Linked DNA regions of Mus musculus: region 1 is linked to region 2. A link is a contact called in ENCODE Hi-C or POLR2A ChIA-PET data. All regions are on one chromosome and are shown on one strand. The core of a region is the stretch at or near the end of the contact, and the rest is flanking DNA. Distances in the headings are between cores, read along the strand shown. Region 1 holds the start of Dis3l2 (DIS3 like 3'-5' exoribonuclease 2). Region 2 holds the start of Nppc (natriuretic peptide type C).

The links. A loop is a pair of places that touch in the nucleus more often than their neighbours do. ChIA-PET counts read pairs that join two places held with the same protein, here RNA polymerase II (POLR2A).
Region 1: a map of regulatory T cell shows a loop between it and region 2 (1.9-fold over the local background). The contact joins the promoter of Dis3l2 here to the promoter of Nppc in region 2. A Hi-C loop is called at or near these places in 1 of 37 maps with a recorded cell type or tissue (regulatory T cell). POLR2A ChIA-PET finds 5 or more read pairs at or near these places in 2 of 5 experiments (Patski and embryonic stem cell).

What each region holds. Positions count from the first base shown.
Region 1 is chr1:86,701,889-86,706,529 of GRCm38, reverse strand. Dis3l2 (DIS3 like 3'-5' exoribonuclease 2) reads right to left here and starts at 2,726. Exons shown (of 21, transcript NM_153530.2): 1 at 2,659-2,726.
Region 2 is chr1:86,668,805-86,672,959 of GRCm38, reverse strand. Nppc (natriuretic peptide type C) reads left to right here and starts at 2,387. Exons shown (of 3, transcript NM_010933.5): 1 at 2,387-2,611; 2 at 3,006-3,316. The coding sequence starts at 2,522. The coding sequence ends at 3,296.

The DNA of each region.
Region 1 (4,641 bases), core at 1,477-3,976, 33 kb before region 2:
GGTTCACAGATCACAACAGAACACAAGGATCTTTCTGTCTCCTGAGCACAGCTATTACAAGCACATGACACCAGGTGTGGGTTTTACATGGCTGCTTGGGATATGGATCTCAGGTCCTCGTGTGCTGCAAACACTTCACCAACTAAGCTAATCCCCAGCCTGACAGTAGGCTTTATATTATGTGGTTTACTACAACTTTAAAAAAAAAAAGAGTTTAAAAAAAAAGTCACAAAAACTGGTTTCCAAGCAGTAGTACTGATTAAAATTACTTCTAATCAACTAGCCATAATGATCTCTTTTATATTTTTGGTTAGGAGTCTAGCCCTTAAAAGTTGAGCCATCTCTTCAGCCCCAATTCTTTTTTTTCCCAAATAAAAGAAAAATGAGTACATCTTGCAAGTGGGATATGGAGACTTCTCAAATTATAATAAAGCATGAGAGGCAATGAGATGGCTCAGGAAAAAATGCATTTGTCACAAAGTCTGACCACCTGAGTTCAATCCCCAGAGACCCACCTGGTAGCAGGAGAGACCCCCACAAGCCTACACACACACACACACACACACACACACGCACACGCACACGCACACGCACACACACACACAAATAGATGTAAATTTAGTGGTTTTTTTATTAAAATTTACAAAATATAGGGAGCAAGTTGAAGAACAAGGAATGGGAAAACAATACAAAGGCTAACCAGTGGTAGAAACACAAAGCATGCTATTCAGACACAAACACACTATGTCATCCCAACCCAACACACAGCCTAAGTCCCTAAGTAGAACCTTCCATAGAGGCTTCTCTTTATTCAAAGCACAAAGAAAAATTCAGCTTGCCTACAGGGTCCAGCAGAATCTGGACCCACGCCACTGCTCCAGCCCTCTGTCCTACCAGATTGTTCCATGTGGCCCCAGCTCCCTCTCTAAAGCTGTACCTTCTGTCCCTGGTCCTCTCCAGCCACTCTGCCAGCACAGGGTCTCTGCCCTGCTATCTTCAGTGAGACTGGAGCACTTCCTTTCCCACGCATCCCGAATCTCTCCATTCATATGCTGCATTTGTGACTTCCCTTAACATATCACAACTGCAGCTATATTGTCTGCTAAAGACAGAAGTCACATCTGAATTCATTCTTAACTCCACAGCCAAGCACAGCACCTGCTGAAGGACTGCTAAGGTCTTCCTACAGCTTAAGTCAAGCAGAGCATCAAAGACGGATAAGCTACACACACACACACACACACACACACACACACACACACACACACAGGGTTGGGGGGTCATACCATAGATAAAACATAGTAATTGGTTGCTGAGTAACCATTGTTTTTGCTGTCTCCTGACACAGCGCCTGCTACACATTAAACACTCAAAAATAAAGAATATCAGTCAAAGAGCAAAATTTCCACAAGACTCTTAAGTCTCACGTATTAAACAGTAACTCTGCTTAAACTGTTGTGTTTTACATAAAAATAAGACTGACTGCAGAAGCAAAAGATCTAGACGGGGTAAGAACATGGTGTGTTCTTAAAGAAATGGATCAGGATCAGAGTGACTTTAATTTTTTAAATAAGAACTAAACCACGTGAAAACGTTTCCCAAGCCCTAAAGAATATTATTTACAAAATTATTTCATTCGCTCAGTTCCCTCCAATACATAGTGTATCTATCCTTTAGAGGCAAATCAACTATGTTCCTAAAAGTCCCACCCCCTAACCTACTACACAGCACTGAATACCTACCACATAGATTGTATTTAATCATATGTCATCTTCTTGTTTTCCCAATGGTGGAATGTGTACAACCTCGTATGTCTTCTAAAACTTATTTCAAGTGCATTAACACTACAGGTGCTTAGTACTGAAACTAAATGATACCATTTTCAATGATGAATCTCAAAAGGCTCCTGAATTTTATTCCTAAATAATTCTGCAAATTGTTCACAGCTATGTTTTCACGCCATCATTCTATTAAGAACAGCAATGTCTAAGGTCTTTTTGGTGTCACTTGTCCAAACTCAAAAGAGGTTTTCGGTGCCACTGTTATCTTTTGAAGTGTAAATCAGAGATATATTTACACCTGGCCCTATTTAACGGAGTAAATTTTACTTGCAATCTTTCCCAAGATTAGTCAGGTCCCAGGACGTCCCTTCTGTATAAAACTGGACACCACAACAGCTAAAATACAATATACTGTCCACAGCTCATTCCTAACTGCAAAGCTAACTCCCGGGGAAATAAATGCTCGGTTCAAAGCGTATAGACACCTGATAAAGTCTATATCACTTTGGAAAGCTCGGGTGATCAGCAAGCGCTGCCGCTCATCACTCCGGAGGCACCACAAGCCTATCAGCCTCCATCAGGACCCACGAGAGAACACGTCCCCAGGTGCCCCAAGCCTCGGAAAGTCGCGGCTTCCCAGACACCGACTCCAGTCCCCTCTCCCTCCTCTCGCACTGAACTGAAATATAAAAAGTTAGGGCCCACGGGGCGTGAGGAGCCTGAGGCCGGGTCGGGGCCGGCGGAAGGCGACCAGAGGCGCCGCGGTCGGGCGCCCCGTGAGGCTAGGACGCACGGTCCCGGCCGCGAAACGCGGCGCGGAGGGAAGGCCAGGCCGGACGGCCGGGGCGTGCGCAGGGGGAGGGGGCAGGAGCCTCACCGTCGCTCCCGGGAGGCCGGCGGCGCCGCAGACCCGCAGTTGCTAGGGAGAATGCGCTTCCGGGTCACGAGCGAGCGTTCCGAGAGCGACGGTGGCCGGGTTGAGCCAAGAGCGAAGCGCGGGGCTAGTGGGCGGTGGAGGCGGTGGTCGCTGCAGGACCACGGGATTGAATGAGGGGCGGTACGAGGCTCATCCCGCGTGGGCGGCTCCCGCCTTAGCGACAGCAGCCTTTCTGACTGGGGTCCCTCTCGCGCTATCTGGATCCTAAACCCACCACCCAGCCGTTGTCACGTTGCAGGTTCCACCTGACTTTTGGATGCTCTCAGCACCAACGCCACCACCTTCCTAGTTACCAAGTCTTTATTCATCCAAGCATTGGCCCATCACTCCTTCACTGGACACCTGTACAGGACTAGGTGCATTGTTGGCACGCGCAGGCTGGTAACCAGAGAGGTGACAGTGTCCAGCTAGCTCAGATGAGCGAAGGAAGCTATAAAGCCTGTGCGAGAAAGGCTAGCCTAGGCAAAAGAAGAGAAGAGCAAAGAAACCTCAACCAAGTGGAGGGGGAGAGAAAGTGGGTCAAGCCATGGAATACCTGCAATGTGGTGTTAAGGCTGCAGGAAGGCAGCATGGCCTGATAGGCAAATGGATCAAAAATTGAAAACATGAGGACTCTGAACCACAGAGAAGGAAACCCAAAGAGCGTCCTGGGAAGTATGAAAAGGAAACAAACAAACAAAAAAAGTTAGTGAGGAGCTGGTCACAGCTGCCAACTGTTGTGGAGATCATGTGTTCAGTGATGCCAGTAGAATAATCAAAATTCAATACTACAATGTCAAAGTAGGGAGTGGAGTGCACTTCATTGGACTGTGAGTCTTTTCATGATTGGTTTAACCAGCTGTCTACGTGTGAAGGAGGCAGCTTCGTTTTTCTCCATGTAGCGTCAAGAAAAGAAGATATGGGAAACTTCTGGATTTCTTCCTGCTTTAAGAAGCCCCACCTTGGTATAACTTCCATGCTTGCTTAAGGAATGAGCCTGCGGATTCTTATTTTATTTTATTTTTTCTCGCTCCTCCTCAGATCCTTTCAGAACCCTTAGACAAACTTGCGTGTAAGCAAACCTTGCCTGTTCTAACTGCAGAGAATAAATGGCAGAGGTTTGGGGATTCTGTGACTAGTAAGCAGGATAGTGGAAACAGGGATGGGGAAATCCAGTAGAGACAAAGAACAAAGGATTGGAAAAACAAACAAACAAACAAATGGGGTATGGGTGGGGGGCAGAAATGGGAGGTGAGCTAAGAAAACCAAAAATAAACTCAAGAATAGAATGGCAAGGACAAAGGAAGGAGAGTCAAGATCATTAGTGTCTAAGACCACATTTTGACTGAACATCTGGTGTGAAGGCTGAGTGCATGTACTACCATGACTCCTAAGTCTAGTGAGCCTGTCTTCCTCATGTGAGCTGAAGGAAGTCCACAGCACACTTTGTAGTGGATGGGGGCTAAGAGCCTTGCTCCACATGCCTTTCTGGTCCATGTATAATCCTCCTAGAACAAGGGTGCCCTTAAGCTCTTCCAAAGGATTTAGAAATAATGATTTCCTGTGAAAAACTGTGAGTCTTTTCACAATTGGTTTAACCAGCTGTCTATGAAAGTAAACCAAGTAAACGGTTTTAAATGTGTGGCTGAAGAATACAGGAACGATATAGTCAAGAGAGCTATCTTAATCTATTCTCACTGCAGAAACGAAATACCAGAGACTGAGTGGTCTGTGAGCAGAGGCTGGGAAAGCCAAAATTAAGTCACAGACCCTTGTCAGTGTCTGATGTGAGCCACTTCCTGACTGATCATCAGGAATCTGCTCGCCATATTCCCGAAAGACAGAAAATACAAATACGGACTCTAGAATCTATTACAAGGAGACTGTTCCATTCATGGAGACTAGATGCCCATGACTTAATCATCAATCAATAACTCTGCCTCC
Region 2 (4,155 bases), core at 1,138-3,637:
GATCCCAAATCTAGGCCCAGGAAGGAAGCCATGAGGAGCAGCAGACCTTCAGTCTCTGAGCACATATGTGTCCATTGCCTCCCTGCCCCAATGTCCCTACAGCCCACCCCCAGACTCTCTGCCCACAGGTTCCTGCCCCAACAAAGGAATCGGTTCAGTAGCAGCACCAGAAGCGGCAGGAAAGCCTAGCCCAAGGTTAACTCATCCAGGACCTACCATAGATGACTACACTCAGAGATCAGAAGCTGTAGGTCATCAGAAGATTCCCCTGCAGGACCAACTTGATGGCTTAATGTGCGAAGGGGCTTGCCACCAAGAAGCCCAAGTTCCTCCCTGGGATTTACATGATGGAAGAGAACTGACTCCTGCAAGCTGTCCTCTGACATCCACACACACACCAAAATACATCACAGTACACACATGCCTGCACCACACACACACACACACACACACACACACGAATGCACGCGCACACACACACACACACACAAATAAATAAATAGATAGATAGATAGATAGATAGATAGATAAATTTTTCCTTGAAGAGATGTCGATTGTAGTACAGATGTAGTCATCCCCCACAAGACCATGGGTATCATCAGTTTTACAAAGCCTCAAACCTCCTGAAGAAGACCTAGTTACCAGCCCATTACCAAGACAGGATAAAAGAAAACCATCTGTAGTCCTTTAGAAAGTAGCTATCAAGACTGAACAGTCCCAACTTATCCTTAATAAGGGGCCTTATAAGACACTGCTGCGGTCTCAAAGCTTGGATGGTACTCTCCTGCCCCTTAGGCGAAAGACACTCCATGAAGCAGCTGAAGGCCTCACCCTCATCTCCTTTCTCCTCTCTCTCTCCCTCTCAAGCACAACACGGTTGTCGTTTCGTATGTAGTAACACAGAAAGGCCATGGAGGGAGGAGCTGAATGGAGATGAGCCACCAACCTTCCAGAACTGACAAAGGACTTGAAACTGATGTCTAGATCTTTCTTTGGGCAATATGCTGACTCAAATCAAACCTCACCTGTGAGTCATTTCCCAAACGAAAGGCTGGAAGGAGCTTGTGGTCCTCATTTGGAGTCTTTGGGTTGCATGCTAGGAAAGGACGAGGAAGTAGACGGCACACTCAGTACACTCTTGCTTCCTCTGTATCCTCCAGAAGCATTGGGTCCTCTAGACCCATGTCCATCCCAGCAGTCTTCCCACTACCCTCTCTTCCCACTTCCCTTTCTCTGTAAGAAGCTAACTGGCTCCTGCTTCTCGTCCTCTCTCCCAGGCTCTTTGCTCCATGAGACCACAGGGACCCTGCCAACATTCATTTCCCTCGCTCAAGCCTGCATCCTGCTCAGGAGAAGGGACACAAACTCTTGCACATCACTCCATTCTTGAAACTACAAGTTCTCTCGTGGCTCTAAATTGCAGAGCTCCCTAGAGTCCGATGGACCAAGATTCCAGGTCAAGGCGAGGAATTGTGTGCAGCAGAAATAAGTGGCCCGGTCCCTATAGCCAGAAGGCAACTACAACCCCAAACTCAATGGCGATGGCCTATTGAGGCTTGGAGCTGGTTAAAACCCAGTACTGCCCATAGTTTCTTAGGGTATTCAGGACACTAAAGTGGACATCTCCACCTTCAGGAAGGGCCAGTACATCACTGAAGGAAAGCTACCTGCCTCCTAACCTCCCAACACACACACACACACACACACACACACACACACACACACACACACACACAAACTCCTGGCTCACACTCGTGGGTTGATGACATCCTCTCACTCGTGGGTATCCGAGACTTACAAGTCTCCTTTGCAGCTACAACATTCAAGCTCTCCCTCCACTTCCCACTGGGATCTACTAACCCCATCCTCTGCCGCCCCCATGTTTGAGCGTGTAGACATGGTCAGCCCTTCCACCCTGGCTAGCGCGTGGCAGCATTTGTGAAGAGTTTGGAAACAGAGCGATCTGTGTAGATTTTGGGCCGCACCAACTTTCAACCTGTGTAACTTTGCATAAAGGACATTTCTTCTAAGCCTTTGCACCTGCAGAAGGAGTACAGACACGTATCAGGAGCAGCAGATACACAGCGCAGGGACGCCTAGAAGCCTGAGTACTAGGGCGAAGCGCATTCTACAAATGGAGTTCTTTTCTGCGCGCCGCTTTGTGGCTTTGAGCGCAGCGAGCCGAGCCGCCGGCTCCTTCGGAGGTGGGATGTGGGTTGGAGCAGAAGAGGGAGCCCCCGTGGCCCCCTCCCGGCCCCCTCCCGGCCCCCTCCGGGCCGTCGATTCGGCCGCGTGCGCTGTGCCATTGGCCCTGGAGGCCCGGTGGGCGGGAAGATGACATCAGCGGCAGGTTGGATTATAAAGGCTCCAGCGGAGCCACGGACTCAGAGCGCACCCAGCCGGCGCCGCACAGCAGTAGGACCTGTGCTCGCTTGGCAATCCTGCTCCGCATCCGCCTATCCGACTGCTCACCGGCAGTCCCGGCTGCAGACCGTCTGCACACCTCGGTCCCATCGGCACCATGCACCTCTCCCAGCTGATCGCCTGCGCCCTGCTGCTCGCGCTACTCTCGCTCCGGCCCTCTGAAGCCAAGCCCGGGACACCACCGAAGGTGGGTGCTGTCGCGGGGACGCTGGGCTTGTGAGGGGCGTGGAAAGATGTGGTGCGCAGGAGGGAGCAGAGAACCCGGAAAGGCAGACCCCCTCGGACTTGCTCCCTCAAAGCGGGGACTTCTCGGGTTCATTTCCCAGCCTCGGGAGAATGTCGACACATGCACACCTCCCGTGCCCCAATGTGCCCAGCATGACCTGCGGCACGGGAAGAGCAATGGGCTCCCCGGAGGAGCAGGCAAGAAGGCTGCGTGGCAGGTGGATGCTGGACTCAGCTGTCCCGCATCGGTGGAGGCACGCTCATGGCTGAGAAGGGCCACGCCACTCTGGGCCCCGTAAAAGTCATCTATGCTACATCGGTGCACTCTTTCACCTGTCCACTCTTTTCTCCGACAGGTCCCGAGAACCCCGCCAGGGGAGGAGCTGGCGGATTCCCAGGCAGCTGGTGGCAATCAGAAAAAGGGTGACAAGACTCCAGGCAGCGGGGGAGCCAATCTCAAGGGAGACCGATCGCGACTGCTCCGGGACCTGCGTGTGGACACCAAGTCCCGGGCTGCTTGGGCCCGCCTTCTGCACGAGCACCCCAACGCGCGCAAATACAAAGGCGGCAACAAGAAGGGCTTGTCCAAAGGCTGCTTTGGCCTCAAGCTGGACCGGATCGGCTCCATGAGCGGTCTGGGATGTTAGTGCAGCTACCCCTGGCGGCGGTAAGTAACACCATCGGACGCTCCCCGCTCGCCTAGCTCTGCACCCAAGAGAGCCAAGCTCTTATCACTGTCCTTCGCAGACTGTTTGGTTTCCTCCCTGATCCCTATGTTCTGTGACCTTCCCCCAACCAATTTAGGCATGGGATCAAGTGTACCCAGACATTTGCCTGCCACCTCACATATCCCATTTTACAGATTTAAAAAACAACAACAACAAAAAAGTGAACACGGGCCAGGTCAGAGACCAGGTTCAGCCTTAGAGTACTCCATCTGGCTTCCTCTAGAAAAATAGAGACAGGCTTATGCAGTCCCAGCCTCCAAACCCACCACTGACCACTGGCCAGCTAGCCAACTGGAAACTTGTTAGAGAGATCCTGGAAAGAGGGAGAGAAAGATGTACCACCAGCCCTGTGCCAGCAGCCAAGCAGTCAAGTGCTAGGATGCCTTTCTGGGGCTGTTGTCCCTCAGGTGAGGCAGGCATGCAGATATGCCTGCCCCCTCCTAGTAGAGAGAACCTCTGTGGCAGCAGCAGGGCACTCTTCTGCCTGGGGCATTCTGAATCTTAGCCCTGCTCTCAACTCAACTGTGGGCAAACTGGTCTATCCAGGGTCCTGATGCTGCTGCCCTGGGGCTTCCGAGATGAACCTTAGGCTGGTGACCCTGTTTCAAGAGAGAGGCAAAGGAACAAGCTAAAGCTTATTTCGTGACCTAACCTCAAACTCAGTGTGTCCACAGTGAGTTCTTTACCAGCCTTGTGGTGCTCTGAACTATTTCTGGCCTCCTTCCCCTCCATGGAGACGGGAAGCCTCCATCTTCCCAGCATCCTCATAAGCTGCTGG